Linked DNA regions of Homo sapiens: region 2 is linked to region 1. The links are chromatin loops, found by intact Hi-C in ENCODE. Cell type or tissue: heart left ventricle. All regions are shown on one strand. Each heading gives the region's core, and the rest is flanking DNA. Links, peaks and the distances in the headings are about the cores only. Region 1 has its middle 120 kb from the start of MIR4675. Region 2 overlaps LOC105376442 (a long non-coding RNA gene).

Region 1 (8,343 bases), core at 332-8,331:
GGAGAGAAGTAGTTACGGAGAAGTGGGTGGATTTCAGACATATTTTAGATGTAGAAAGACAGGATTTGTTGATGGACTGGAGTTCAGGAGGAGGGAAAATGAGAAAACAAAAATGTCTGCTTATCTCTCTCCCTTCTCTTTCCCTATTCCACAATCTATTAATGATTTTTTTAATTCATGGTGTCATTTTCCTATCTCAGGTTAAAGGAGAGTTTAACAGCAGTAAATCCCAAACAAAAGCATTCTGATTTTAGACAATGCTATACATAAGAAGTAGAAATATCTCAAATACAATTCTCAAATGACGCTTTTAGTTGTATGAGAAAGAAAAGCCGTAAATACTAGCATAACCAAATGATATGGTTTAGCTCTGTGTCCCCACCCGAATCTCATCTCAAATTGTAATCCCCACATGTCGGAGGAGGGGCCTGGTGGGAGGTGACTGAATAATGGGAGTGAACTTCCCCCTTGCTGTTCTCGTGGCAGTGAGTGAGTTGTCACAAGATCTGGTTGTTTAAAAGTGTGTGGCACCTCCCGCTTCACACTCCCTCTCCTGTTCTGCCATGGTAAGATGTGCTTGCTTCCCATTCTCTTTCTACCATGATTGTAAGTTTCCTGAGGCCTCTCAGTCATGCTTCCTGTTAAGCCAGTTAAACCAATTAACTGTGAGTCAATTAAACCTCTTTTCTTCATATATTACCCAGTCTCAGGTAGTTCTTTATAGCAGTGTGAGAACAGACTAATACACCAAACCTCTGTCATCAAACAGGAAACCATTATCTTTCATTGAAACTGCTAAAGACACCACAGTCAAAGTTATAACCTCTATCCACTGGTGATTTAATTAATGTGAAAGACTTACTCATAAGAACCAGTGTGGTGTTGAAGTCCCCACACACACCCCTCCTGTAAAGTAGAAGTTTGGTCACTATATCCCCTGATGGCAATGTTTATTATATGTGGCTGTGCAAATAGGGGAAGAGACAGTGAGACAGCACATGACCTGAGTACAGAAACCATATTACAGGACCAGAAGTCCTGGCCCAGTCTCTCCACACCAAATTCAGCCCCCAAATATGTCTTCCTCTGTCTCCAAGCTGCAGGACATGGCACAAATTGAAAACAAGAAAAGTCCCACTTTTGAATACATAGCCAAGTACGTTGGTAGAAAAAGAGCATATTTTGGCCAGGTGCGGTGGCTCACACCTGTAATCCCAGCACTTTGGGAGGCCAAGGCAGGTGGATCACCTGAGGTCAGGAGTTTGAGACAAGCCTGGCCAACATGGTGAAATCCTGTCTCTACTAAAAATAAGAAAAATTAGCCGGGCATTATGTAGGGTGCCTGTAATCCCAGCTACTCAGAAGGCTGAGGCAGGAGAATCGCTTGAACCTGGGAGGCGGAGGTTGCAGTGATTCGAGATCGTGCTATTGCACTCCAGCCTGAGCAACAAAAGTGAAACTCCATCTCAAAAAAAAAAAAGAAAAGAAAGAAATAGAGCATATTTTTTTAAATGTTCCCTCAAAATCACTTTTCAAAACAGGCTTTTCCCATTGAATGTAAATGTAGCAAGTTGAAAAATTAAGTCTGTAGGTTCCTTCATCTCCTGAGTACTTGCTTTAATGTGGCCAGTACCAGAAACGGTTCTTCCATTTAAAGTCTGATCATTAAATTAGAAGTAACTTAAAGGGACTAATTGCTCATGGGAGATTTGTTCTTTTCAAGCAGTAGAACACAGAGCTCTGTAACATCCTGTGTTCTAAATTATCATTATGGCCAAAATAGGTCCTGATCCAAGCACAAAAATCCTTCTCATATTTTGCAGTTCTTAATAGAAGTGTCTAACCTAATGTAATTTGATTCACGAATGTTAGTAGTGCAAGTAAAACTTGTTTTTAGAAATTGGGTTTTTTTGGTTTGTGTTGCTGATTTCTCATTTTTAGTTACCTCTGCGGGGTCATTGCTTTTAAGCAGTCCATTGGTTGCATGACAAATGTATTTTAGAGACCTGTCTTTTGTTCAGGAACCGTATTTGTCTGGGAGAAAAATGTCAGCAATTCAGAGTCTGAATCCTGTGTGTGAACAGTACATCTGTGTCACGCCAATGTCAAGCAAACAGAGACAATAGTTTTATCCTGGTTTGACTTCAAGTCTAAACTGGCTCCACATCCAGGAATAGAGCAGAAAGAGGCAGGTTATGGATTGAATTGTGCCACCCCAAAATTCACACATTGAAGTCCAAACCCACAGTATCCCAGAATGTGATTTTATTTGAAAATAGGGTCATTTCAGATGACACTATTTCAGTTAAAATGAAGTCATCCTGAAATAGGGTGGGCTCAGTCCAATACGACTGGTGTCCTTATGACAGAGCACCATGGGAACAGACAGACACACATGGCAGGGAGAACACCATGCCAAGATCAGAGTTATGCAGCCACCAGCCAAGGACCTACCAGGAGCTGGGAGAGAGGCCTGGGACAGATGCTTCCCTAGGGCCTTCAGAGGGAGGGTATGGCACTTTGCCACAGCAGCTCTAAAAGACTAATGCAAGGAACTTGTAAATGTCCCACAACACTTACCTTCTTTGTGGACTGCTATATTCTTCATTAGAAGACCTCCTTCTTTCAAAACTATACTTTTTTCTTACTCACTAAAACCTTAGCCAACTCAGAATTACCTCCATGCCCCTCCCAGGGGGTCTTCATTCTAGGTGCACGTTAAAAACTCTCAGGTGGTGGGTGGGAATCACTGAGCAGCTTCTCACTGGCTAGAGTACTCTGCCACATGACCAAGTAGACCATATGCAAGCAGAAGATCACCCTGGCAAGTCCATGGATGCAGAGATAGACCCCAGACTTCCATATTAAAAAGATGGGTGAAATGAATGCTATCACTTGGATGAAGTTTCTGCCATAGGATTTGCAGATTAACCTAAATTAAGTTCACTTTTGCATCTGGAATTACAAGAGACATGGTAGGGCAGGATCTTCAGAAGATGAACCAAGGAGCTTCCTGTGATTTGTGGGAGAATGGAAGAATCATCCTATTGTCCTACTGACAGAGAGTTAGGGTGCATATATTTGGTGACAGGAGAGTGGCCTACCGTTGGAAAGGAAGGACCATTCGAGCACAGTGGATCTTCTGTTTTGCAAACTGCCTACTAGACCTTCACCCATAGATGCATGGCAGAAAGTATAAAATACAGGAATACTATTTAAAGCATTGGGGGCATTGAAAACTCAAGACCCAAGAGCATTGGTACAAGCATTCAGGAATGGAAGACCTCACCAGACACAGCACTCCTGACAATGGACACGACGAGCCTCACTGAAGGCATTAGGGAGCTGCTTCTGCAGCATCCGCAGTCAACAACAGCACCAGGAATGACAAGCAAATCCTGCAGCGACAGATAATCATTATGCCACAGGGCAACCAAGAAGAATTGTGCTCAGAGCACCGTATGATCCATCATCTAGGAACTAACTTAACTTGTCTAGAGGAATTTAAAGAGGGGCAATGGCAGGGCAGGTGAAGGAGGAGCCGGAGAAAAACACTTACTTGTGATTCTTCTTGTTGTCCTCATTTTATCCCCAGAAAAGTGTGGCCTGAGAACAAAAAGGGATGCAGTTTCTTCTTCACTGTATTTGGCACTAACAATGAGACATAGATGAGCATAGTGTCAATCACAATAAACTCAAATCAAATTAAAAGCACCTTTGAGAGCTCTGATGATCTGGGACATTTTAACTAGTAAGTTCGCAGCATTATTATTTCAAAATCAATTTCATGAATGAGTGCCTATTTGCTAACACTCTCACCTTGTCAAGGGAAAGAAAGATATGAATATATGATATGCCTTCAAAGTCCTTAAAACATGGTTCACATTGCTGCAGAAAAGACAGCACAGGAGAAAGGAGGTGTAGATGGAAAGGTTGAGATGGCTCTGGGAGAAAAGATGGTGCAATGCCGTGGAGATGAATAGACCAAATGCAGAGGAAGACCAGCCCAAACCAAATCAGCAAGTCAGAAAATGTCTAAAAGCCATAGGACATGTTTCCAAGGTCTCTAACAAAGTAATTTGCCTTCCTAATAAGTACCCCAGTTATGATTCTGGGAAAGTTGAATCTCAGAGGAAGTTGCTCAAGATCAAATAAGTTATTAAAAGAGCTATGAAAAAAATGCTGAAATTCTTGAATTCCATCTGGCCCCTTGCCCTCACAAAAACACTAAGTTTCTGATTCCATTTCAAGCCCCCTGAATTCAAAGTCTAAAAGCATGACAGGGCATGAAATAGCCCTCTCTCCTAAGTGAAAGGATTTCCTTTCCCCAGCACCAATGACTCCGGCTGTTTTCCGTATTTTCCCTATTATAAATTCTGTCACCATCTTTCACAGAAGCTCCACTTATGGGGTTAAATGTGGAACTGCTGGCTTAATATCTTCTGATTGAAAAGTGGGTATGTGTTTCTCACTTCGGGCTCACTGAGTTTGGACACAGCTCCCCATGAGGAAATGCAACTCCGTGTCTGATGCCTTTTACAGCTGTAAGAAGGCGTGGAACCCAGTAAGGACCCACAGGATTAAGGAGGAAGCAGGGGATGTCCCTTAAAGCATGTTGAGATGTTCCCAGCTGCATATGTCATGTGGGTGGAACGGGGAAGTTATTATACAGGAAAACATGGGCACGCTTGAAGCATTGCTCTACAGAGGAGCCAAAACTCTGGGGATTATGTTGGGATTCAAGACCTCTACACCAACCTATCAGAACATAAGTCCATGAGAAGAAATGCAGAGAAAGAATGTGTTGACAAATTAACCATTATGTTCATTGTTCTTTACACTTAAAAAATAAAATAAAATAAAGTTCTTACTATATCTTATCTTCATCAGCCTAGAAGCTTTGTGTCACTTTTGAGTTTCTGTGGTTAATACTATTAAAACAAAGGCAGATGAAAAAAAAAGTAACTATAAATACCACCCTTTCCAAGGCCGTCATAGTCTCTTTTGTTAAGATTCTCTCCCACGTATTTTGAGAAGAATACAGTAGCCATGTCTGGGGATATGATGTTGCTTGTTTAATGGTAGGTGTGAAATTAGGAAAAATGTTAAGTGTCCTCGCCCAGAGATGATGTTGTAGTGATGCACGGGCATTGTCATAAAATGGCTTCCTGTCCCACAGAAAATGTTTTCCACTTGGTCTCAAAGTTCAAGTTATTCTTCCCCAGAAAAGAAAAATTAAAACCACTGCTCCCATCACTGCTAAGTTGGTGAATCAATGATGCCTTTGAGCAAGAGAGCCAGAAAAACAGAGAAGAACTGCAATACTATCAAATCAAGGATGCTATTGCCAAGGTGAGAAATCATAGCTGTGGGTGTTTTTGCAGAATGCTGAATGGAGAATAAACCGCCTGGAAAGCAACTGATAAAAATTCTGTATTTATGGTGAACTTCCAGGGGTTTTTTTGAGGGGGAGGGGCGGAAGGGTCATAAGTACAAACTAAGGCTTCTGAATTTTTTTAACAGTTTAAAAGAATAGTTATTTTTATGAGAACACATGGACACAGGAAGGGGAACATCACACACCGGGGACTGTTGTGGGGTGGGGGGAGGGGGGAGGGATAGCATTAGGAGATATACCTAATGCTAAATGACGAGTTAATGGGTGCAGCACACCAACATGGCACATGCATACATATGTAACAAACCTGCACGTTGTGCACATGTACCCTAAAACTTAAAGTATGATAATAATAAAATTTAAAAAAAGAATAGTTATTTTTAATCTCTAGGTATATATATATCAGTCAGTTTCAACAGAGAGTAACATAAGAGGAGTCTGGAGCAGGACTCTCCAAAGAGAATCAGAACATGAATCACATAAGATGAAATAGGAGAATTCCCCAACCCCACTGGGTTGAGGACATCATCAATTTTTATTGAGGACAGATCAAAAGTTTAGAAGTTCATATTTGAACGTTATTATGTATTATGTCTGGTTCATGCATAATCGTGTTCCAGTTAACTATATCATGAACTATTATTTCATTTCCAAGTTTAATTCTGTTTCAAATAAATTTACTGGAAACCTTTTATGGACCACGGTGTATGCTAGATAGGCCCTGAAGATATGAAAAGTATGAGTTCAATCATCCTCAAAATCCTTTTATCTTTTTACAATTCCCAAATCCCCTTCCAGATATTACCTAACAAGCCAGGTAGAGCTCAAAAGATTAGTCACAATTTCAGCGGTCAGCATCCCAGCTTGAGAATTCTTCCTTCAGCTATGGGCAGTGAATATTAAAAACTGTTTCTCTAATTGGATGTTTCCATAAAATGCTTTTCTGATTGTTTTTAGAAACTATTTGGTAACCATATAATCCACTAAAATGGAATTTTCAAAGTTCAAAGGAACTCTCGAAACCAGACACCTAAAGTACATTTCGGACCCTCTAAAATTTTAAGGTGGATATTTTTGAATTATGCTCATTAAAACACTGCTCTACTGAAAACGAATCAGCCGTGGGTGAACTGTTAAGTGATCTAATGACCTGGAAATCTGGGGATTTCTAACACCTTGCTTTCATCTCTGGGCAAAACTATGAGCTTTCATTAAAATTAAAATCAAACTTAAATAGCTTGGACACTTTCAAGCTGTGAACATCAACCATATGTGCAAACCTGGGCAAGTTCTGTCTCTGTGGGGTTTTGTGAGTGGGAGGAGGAAATGGATGATCAGATGACTACACAGATGTTCAAAAAGATCCTGGGACGGCAAGACAACTTGCATCCATTTCAGCTTCCTTAGAGGCAAACAGAAAGGACAAACAAAAGCCTGGAGGTAAAGCAAAGAAAGCAAATTACAGGCCTGTGGCCAAAGCAGCTTAAAGGCACAAGATTCCATTAATTGCAAACACATTTTCTTAGGAACAAAACACTCACTGATAAAGGAAGCAAAATTGTGGTGTTGGAACCCAGCAAATTTGTAATCACAACAATGGTGCTTCAAATTAAAAAAGCATTGGAACTTGAGGCAGTTTCTCAAATCTATGCATTATAGCTGATATAAAAACAAAAGACTAAGATTTAATCTACATGAATTAGAAGGAATGTTTCCTCCGTCTTTGATCTCCAAAGAAATATGGGTAATGCTTTTTTCTGCTTTCAACCGCTCGCAAATGCCTTTGTAGAAATTGATCTATGTAAAAAAGCTGAGGAAGGGTGCATGGAAACCCAAGAAAATGGGGAGAAGAAAATAAAAAAAAGTCTCAAAAAATCTTTTCTATATGTTACTCTGGAAGGGATCTTGTTCACTGAGTTTTCTTACTCTGGGCATCAAATCACTGCATAAGGCTTTTAGATTTTACAACGAGCCCCGTTGGATGGAAACCTAGTTGCCAATGACATGTAACATCATTAAACAGCTCCGCCTGTACCAACTGGTTAGGACCATTTCACACTTGTCTTCTTGGGATGCACATTTATCATTTATCAAAATCAATCAACTTCTAGCTTTTATGAATTACATGGCGAGAGATACTAATAGATAGGAAGTGTTGCTTCTTATTTATATAAGTTGACCTCATACTGGCATCAGGCAGTGATGAGGATTAGGTGAAAAAGACATATTTTACCAAACCATTTGGTTGCCTACTTTACACAAGACATCTGTTCTAGGAGCTCCCTTCACTTGGCCTAACACCTCTCATTGCTTTAATTCAAGAATCTAGTTCCAAAAATATTTTTGCCGAAATAAATGCTGGCAGGTTCGGTTGGCAACTAAGAAATGCAGGCCTAAATTAATTAGCTTCTCCTGTTTCCCTGTTTCCCCCAGGGGGTTTGTCAACTAGGTACCTATTTCTCATTTTCCTAAATAAGTTGTTATAGAGACTTCATTAAGTTAGCGATTCTCTGCTGTTTTTAATCGACCTAAGCATATTTCACATTAAAAACAAATAAATAAAATGAAAACTCATGTTCACACAAAAACCTACACAGGCATATTTATAGTGGTTTTATTCATAATTACCAAAAACTAGGACTGTCACAAGTGTCCTTCACCTGCGGAGTGGGTGAACAAACCTCTGCCTTCATATGATGAAACACTATTCAGCAATGACCTTGTTAACACTACAGAAGCCAGCAAAAACATGGATTAGCCTCAAATGCATTAGCCTAAGTGAAAGAAGCCAGACTCAAGAGGCTACATGATTCAATTTATGCGACATTCTGAAAAACGCAAAATTATAGGAACAGAAAACAATTCGGTGATTGTCAGAAGCTAGGGAATGGGTTGACTACAAGGTAGCGTGAGGGGTTACTAGAACTGCTCTCTATTGATTGTGT
Region 2 (8,343 bases), core at 122-8,121, 65 kb before region 1:
ATGGTAAAGAGTGGTGATTTGACTCTGATTGACATGGGAAGCCTTGGAGGAAGGTCAGCAGGCAGTGACTTGCTCTGATGTTGAGTATAATGGGCTGTTTTTGCTGCTGTGTGAAAAATGGACTATTGAGAAGTAACCAGGGAAATCAGAAAACAAGGTGAGAGGCTTTTGCAATAGACAGACAATAGGTGCTTGGTGGCTGGGACTGACAGTCATGAAGTCAGACAGAAAAGGTCATACTGGGGATACGCTTTGAGGGCAGAGCCAACAGGAATGGATGCCAGGTATGGAAAGAGAAGACTCAAAGATGACTTCAAATGTATTGACTGGAACAATTACAAAAATGGGGTGGCCATTTACTGAAAATGGGATTGTGGGCAAGGAACAAGTTTGGGTACTGGGGAATCCAGGCTTAAGTTTGAAACTTGTTTTGTTACACTGGATTATCTTATTAGACATCCAAATGGAGTGTCCAGCAGTCACCTAAATACACAAGTTAGATGTTTAAGGGCGTGGTCAGAATTAGATAACTACATCTTGGAGACATCAGCATATTGGTAGTATTTAAACTATGTCATTACCCAGGAAATGAGTTTTGATAGGAATAGTCATCAGCCTGGATAATTGACCTTACTGACAGAAGACTTCCTTTTCTGTTTTTTCCCCCTTTTTCTGTATCACCACCAATGTAAAGACTTAAAATAACAATCTTGAAGAAATGACTACAACCTAGAAATTCAGTAGTTACTAGGAAGATGCATGTCTTTGTAAGTTATAGTGACTCCTTAGAGTAAAAAGTGTTGTCATAATTTAAAAACCAAAATCCATCTCATCCTGTAAGTCTATAGTGCCATGGAAACCACTCTGGACTGGATGGTCAGAATCCAGCCACTTTCATTCCCAGAGTCCCAGTTCCTCAACTGAAAATCTAGTGGTAGGATACTAAGTTTCCTTCTTATTTCAAAAGCTGATTCTCTTTTGTTTTACTCTTTACCGTATGATAGTAGATAGACTATTTTACTGTATTTCACTCTTTATTTTACTACAAGAGGCAGTAAAATATTGTGTGTGTTATGTGTATGTGTGTGTATACACTCATGCCTCACTTAACAAGGATACATTCTGAGAAATGCATCATTAGGCAATTTCATTGTCATGCAAACGTCATAGAGCATATTTACACAAACCTAGATGGTATAGCATACTACACTTCTAGGCTATATGGTGTAGCCTATTGTTCCTAGGCCACAAACTGTACAGTGTGTTACTATACTGAACACTGTAGGCAATTGTTAGACAATGGTAAGTATTTGTGTATCTAAACATAGAAAAGGTAAAGTAGGCTGGGAACAGTGGCTCACGCCTGTAATCCCAGCACTTTGGGAGGCCAAGGTGGGTGGGTCACCTGAGGTCAGGAGTTTGAGACCAGCCTGGCCACCATGGTGGAACCCCATCTCTACTAAAAATACAAAAATTAGCCGGGTGTGGTAGCGGTTGCTTATAATCCCAGTTACTTGGGAGGCTGAGTCAGGAGAATCACTTGAACCCAGGAGGCAGAGGTTGCAGTGAGCCAAGATCATGCCATTGCACTCCAGCCTGGGCAATAAGAGTGAGACTTCAGAAAAAAGAAAGAAAGGAAGGAAGGAAGGAAGGAAGGAAGGAAGGAAGGAAGGAAGGAAGGAAGGAAGGAAGGAAGGAAAGAAAGAAAAAGAAAGGGAGGAAGGGGAAAACACGGCGTTATAATCTTATGGCACCACCATTATATATGCAGTCCATTGTCGACTAAAACGTTATGGAGCTCACGACTATACATATATATATACAGAGAGGGGGGTCTAACAAAATGCTTTTCAGAATTTATACGTCCTTTCTTATCTTATGTTCACACTAAAAACAGTTTTCTTCTTCCATTTTTCCAACTTCCCAACTTCTTTCCAACTTTCATCTTATGATTTTCTGGACATCGAAGCTATCAGGGGTAATTCAACTCATCAATAGATTTCTGTTCGTTGAACTGAAGCTGTGAGTCCAGCATTCTGGGAATTCCACTGTCAGTAGTTATGTGCTGTTTCTCTCCACAATTTAACGACTGATTTTCTGCTATAAGTTTTAGCTTGTACAATATACAGTACTGTATCACCTTTCATTTTATCAAAACTGTAAACATCGAATTACATACAGTCCCCAAAGGCATTGCTAAGCTATGTGGAATTCATGTTGAGCCATCAGGATACGTTAGGTCAACATATTCTTATTCCCTACCCTACTCCTTTCCTAAATATTGATACCAAGATTTCCTGAGGTCATAGGGAGAAGATGATAGAGGAATTTAAAGTTAGTCAAGCAAATTAAATCACAACATTGAAAAATCTTTGATACCTATATTAACCACAATGGATTAATTATTTCTAAACCTCTACATTTTACAAAACATAGTTAACGAACGAATAAAAGACAACTTGTTTAAAAGCATTTCTTAAGCCAGCTCAAATACTTACATACAATTATAGGGATTTTTTTCCATTTAGGCCCTATCTTAGGCTATTTGGTGTGCTCTCATCTCACACGCACACGTATACATCACCACAGTTATGTACTACATTATACTAAAGGGGAATCCTCAAAAGGAATTGTTACCTACAAGAACAATAGGAACAAGCACAATACAATAGGCACAATAGGAAGGAAATGGGAAAAAATGGTGCTTCTATACAATGGAAAAATGGGTACTCATTAAACGTCAGGCCTTGAAAATTATTTAATGATATTGGGAAATGTTTCTGATACAATGTTAAATGAAAAAATGTACAAAAACAATAGGATTTCAACATTTTTACAAAGAAATATATGTATTTCAAGCTAGTAATGATTTTAAGAGGCCAAAAGGAAATACAGATTCTCTAAATGATAGAATTATAAAATTTTACTTTTATTATTTATTCTAATAAGCATGTATTATTTTATGTTGAGAAAAAATTTTAGATGGGTTGGAAATGTAAAATCATTCAAATATTGAGATTACATTGTAAATAATACTATGGAGGTGGCAGAATATCATTTGTTTTTTCAATATTGCTGTAATTTTATACTCACCATTGTACCTAATGTCCTACAGCTCTCTACTTACAGGTAAATTGTCTTGTGATTATTTCCACAGAACTCTGACTTGGATAAGGTGAGCTATGCTGTTATATATGTCTAAACAAATAAATCTTCACACAAATCATAAAGGTCCATTGAATTTAAATGATGTGAACTCCAGAACCCTGTTCATAAAGTTTTATCCTATATCCACTCATGGATTAATCTGGACCAAATGATCAAGGATACGCAGATTACATGCCTGGTTTGAATTAACCCAGAAGGAAAGCCTGCTCTTCATGAGTCTGAGATACTAAGGAATGCACATGTTTACAATTCTCAATAATGCATATTTCACATTAATTCCTAAAATATAATATAATATGTAGCAGGCATTAGTGTGATACATTTGTTTGTAAGTGTAAGGATTGCTGCATGTTTATTAATTGAGGCAGAAATTAATCTTAGAATGCATTATCTCTGATTTTACTTTTATTCTAAAAGGAAGACAGAATAATTTCTGATCTGGTCATGCTTAGAGAAATAAAATCTAAAAATTGAAACATAAGCAACCCAAACACAGAGATGGTAGAGGGAAGAATTATATTGAGTCTATTTTAAATATTGAAAAGTGAAACAGATTATCAGAAGCCAAACTTTGTAAGCCTGCAATTTTTTTCTTGCTTAATTTCATAAGCTTTTGACACTAAATGAATGCACATTTAATCTCTTGATGTTTATTTAATTACAGACTTGTATCCATTTTATTACGATGTTCTTCTTTTTTACAATTTAGTTCCCCAGAGGGCAAGACCAAGGTCAGTTTAATCTGAAGTCTTTCGTACTTGATAAAAATGTCACTGTAATGAAAACTTGACCGCAATTATAAAGATGACATCATTATGATGATGATTATGATAATAATGATGACGATGATGATGACTTTGCCATTGCTTTGCAGAAAAGGGTAAAGAAAATTCATCCTATAATCTTAAAACAGTTTCACTGAGATAATGTGGTATTATTAGTTCAAAGTCATTGCACCCATTTTTCTGGAAGACCCCAAATCATTGCGAAAGTACAGACAAAAGGAAGAGGTACTAACAGTTTCCCTACAAGTGGCTTCCAGGCAACACATTCTGGGTTTTGTTGTTGTTGTTGTTTTGTTTGTTTTGAGATGGAATCTGGCTCTGTCACCCAGGCTGGAGTGCTGTGGCTGGATCTCTGCTCACTGCAACCTCCACCTCCCAGGTTCAAGTGATTCTCCTGCCTCAACCTCCTGAGTAACTAGAATTATAGGCCTGCACCAACATGCCCGGCTAATTTTGTATTTTTAGTAGAGATGGGGTTTCATCACGCTGGCCAGGCTGTCTCAAACTCCTGACATCAAGTGATGTGCCCACCTCAGCCTCCCAAAGTGCTGGAATTACAGGCGTGAGCCACAATGCCCAGCAATTCTTGAACATAAAAATAAATAATAAATAAAACTGAATTCCTCCCAATCTATCATAGAAGCTCTTTGATAACATGAGTCAATCAAATAAATAAGAATAATAGGATTTTGACAAAAGAAGACATTTATCTATTCCCAGAGAAACATATTGGTCACACAACTTATAAATTGCCAGTTGAGGTTCTCCATTCATCACCAAGATTTCCATGTAATGACAGGGAAATAATTACCATACCTCTCCCATGTCATGCAATCTTTTGATGTGTCAGGAAGTCAAACAATACGTAAATTCAGCCCTCAGTGTGTGGACAACACCTGTGGAGTGGGCAGATTTTTTTTTCACTAACAGCAGCTAATTTCTCTCCTGAGTAGGCATGGAATCTTTGTAGCAGGTCTACGGCTTCCGGAAAAGCTGCAGAGAGCCTTCCCTGGAAAATCAAGGATGTTTAATCTTGAACCTTTCGACAATCTATCACAACCCTTTCTCCACTAAAACGTCCAGAAAAATGTGCTAATATTTGTTTTTTAAAAAATCATAGATTAGAAGCTCCAGATTCAGCTCCAACTCACCGGTTCTCTTCAGCTTAAAAACAGAATTTTCTCTTACCTGAAACCTATAGGCATCTATTAGCATCAAATTTCACTATTTGAATAGGTAGTAGGGTCTTTGCTCCCAAATGATACATATTTTTACATGTATATAATTTTAAATTAAAATGTAAATATAAAATATATAAATAGTATACATATGCATAATTGGTATAAAATATAAATTTTACATATATAGAGAAAGAGAGAAAAAGAGAGAAAGTGAACCTGTCCAGAAATGAAAGAGTGAAAATCAACTCAGATTGAAAAAGAAACAAGGAGTCCTTCTGCTAATCCAGTGGAGAGGACAGCTACATAAGGCCAGCTGTGTAATTAACAGGAAACCCAATTTTCCCAAGGTCATGCAGCAGCTGCTCAATGCCATAACAACCCTCTTCCTGAATCACCTCTGCCTTGTCACTAATGATGCTCACAGACATGCTTTGCTGTAACTCATCTATTCCTGGGGATCCAGAATTGCTAAATGTCCTTGCCTCATGACATGGCATAATCCCTAATCTTCATTTGTCCTAATCCAGAACTGATCCCCACTGGCTTCTGCTGGATCCTCCTCCAAGCTCTTCAGTTAGAACCCAGACCTTGTGAAAGACACTTCCTCCTATCATGCAGCACTCCTGGCTCTTCCCAAAGGCCACCCCTTGCTGCATTGACTCAATACATGTGATTTTGTCGGACTCTGGGTTTGTTGATAGTGATTTGTGACTAACCCATTAGCCTGTCACAAGTTGGAGGTTTCACAGAGAGTTGGCTAAGACCTTCGTTGCCATGAACTGAGACCCTAACTCCATAATAATGTGTATGTTTGAGACCCCATGAATCTCACCTACTCAAGACTTCCCTGTCACCAATTGTGTGAGTTTTTCACTGGACCAGGGGTCTGATGACCTTTTTGTCTCTCCTGTGTCAGCTTTATTATTTATCTCTCAGGATTTGGTCGTTATAAATCTGACTTTGTCAGACTATTTGTTCCCGGTGGTCTAGAAAAAAAAATGTACACACACACACACACACACACACACACACACACACACATATAATATACATTTAATTATTTCTTCAGTTCAAAGATAATTTTTTGGGATGAAAGTAAATTTAAAGCACAGATTAAGACACAACTTTCTGGTTATTCAATTGCTTTAACTAACTTACCATAATGGATATATTTGCTATAATTTTGCTACAATAAACTCTTAATCACAAACAAGATAGAGAAGTGAATACACATATATGTAAGAGTGGATACAAACAGAAAGAAAAAATAAAGAATTCATGTGGTGAGCTTATGAACCTTTCTTGAAAAATTCTTTTTTGCAGAATGTATCACTTGCTGAGAATTCTTGATCACCTTTATAAAAATAACGTTTATTGTTCTTTTAGGATTATATCTTTTGTGATGATATGAATGATACATCTTAGCCTCTTTACTTGCTAGATGACTTCTCTTTATTTCACAATCAGATAAGAACAGAGAAGACTCAAGCTGATTAGCACATTTTTTGTTTTCCTCTCAAACTACAGCTACCTAAGATCGGAACCCTCTGATAATTTGTGCTGCTATTTTAAGATCCAGTTCCATTCTACAACTGGCTGAAGCATGAAGTCAACTAAAATAAACTGAATTGAGTGGAACTGAACTGAACTGAAGTGAAATAATGTGATTTCCAGTAAACCTGACACCTTAAGGACAGAACATGAGCCTTGCCCATCTTCCTCCCAGAGGTCCCAGCACAATCACCGACTCACACAATACTCTCAGTGCATGAGTGATGAATTTCACTAACAGCGACCCATCTCTCTACATAATCCACTCCGGTTTCACCAGAGCTGAGAGTATCATGAATTACATCTATAGATAGCTGTAAGCTAATGACCAAAGCACATAACTGAATTCAAACATATTCTTTATTGCAGTCAGATGTGAGAAAACAAAATTTAGAAGACAAGCCAGAAAGGAAATGAAGAACATAAAGAGCCTGAATTCTCATCGTCAATTTTTCCCTGACTGACTCCGTTTTCCTCTCTTCTTTCCATTTACCTTTCTGTTCCCATCCCCATCATTTTTGTAGTGTTTATTGAGTGTCTGCTGCATGCCAGTCAATGTGCTGAGTACTTTTCATGTGTTATACCATTTGATCGTCACAGCAGCACACTATTATAATTATGAATATGATTCCACATACTATATCTAAAATTTAACTTAATTTTACATAGGAGGAAGCTGAGACTTGCCCAAGACTACTCCATTAGTAAGATGTGAACCAAGTGAACCATGTCTGACTCAAACCTAACCCCTGATTCTCTGAATCCATATCACCGTAGAACTCAACAGTGAAATATTGGGGTAGAGGTAATGCTATTAGTACACAAACTATGCACAGATTTACAAGCAACTAAACAGGAACTCATGGCCAGGCACAATGGTTCATGCCTGTAATTCCAGCACTTTGGGAGGCCAAGGTGGGCAGATCACCTGAAATCAGGAGTTCAAGATCAGTGTGGCCAACATGACAAAACCCCATCTCTACTAAAAATACAAAAATTAGCTGGGTGTGGTGGCACATGCCTGTAATCCCAGCTACTCAGCAGGCTAAGGCAGGAGAATTGCTTGAACCTGGGAAGGAGAGGTTGCAGTGAGCCGAGATCACATCACTGCACTCCAGCCTGGGTGACAGAGCAAAACTCTATCTTAAATGAATAAATAAATAAAAATGAAAAAAACAAACAAATGAAAGAAAGTCACGAGCACAACTTCTGACTCCCCCTCCATCTTTTCCATTGTTCCCTGTCTCTCTGCTTAAAAACAATCCGAGTGACTCTCACTTTTTCCTTGTGTCTCCCACCCATCTACCCTACTCTTGCTCTACACAGTTAAGGATTGTTTTGAAATTCTATGGGGAAAAATTATAAAATTTATAATCCCAAAGAGTCCATCCAATTGTCTGTAACAAGATTTAAAGCTTAGTATTATCTCAACCCAAAATTTGACAAATGACAGTTTCCTTGTTGCTTGTACACACGTCACTCCAACAGCTGAAAAGCCAGGATAGATGTTTGCCAGTAACTTCCTTGCAGAGGCCTTAATAAACTTAAGCATGATATATACCAATAACCTAATAAATATATTGAGGGTTTCTTCTTAGCCATATCCTTGATATAAAGTGACATCTGAGTTTTATGACGTTTAAGGTTTTTGCCTTTTC

Evidence for each region. Peaks named below come from ENCODE experiments on the same cell type or tissue, not always from the same donor. Only the 100,000 strongest peaks of a DNase experiment are listed, where the experiment ranks them.
Region 2: it touches region 1 in a loop (3-fold over the local background); 1 of 110 quality-filtered maps calls a loop at or near these places.

Annotation. Positions count from the first base shown.
Region 1 is chr10:20,668,348-20,676,690 of GRCh38, forward strand. No RefSeq gene overlaps it. Among named protein-coding and RNA genes, the nearest start is that of MIR4675, 120 kb to the left of the region's middle. In heart left ventricle, for the core only: no CTCF peak of the experiment used is centred there; no DNase peak of the experiment used is centred there; H3K27ac peaks cover 2,983 bases.
Region 2 is chr10:20,603,200-20,611,542 of GRCh38, forward strand. It overlaps LOC105376442 (a long non-coding RNA gene), which reads left to right. Exons shown (of 4, transcript XR_007062080.1): 2 at 3,116-3,175; 3 at 3,833-3,899; 4 at 6,662-8,249. Among named protein-coding and RNA genes, the nearest start is that of MIR4675, 55 kb to the left of the region's middle. In heart left ventricle, for the core only: no CTCF peak of the experiment used is centred there; no DNase peak of the experiment used is centred there.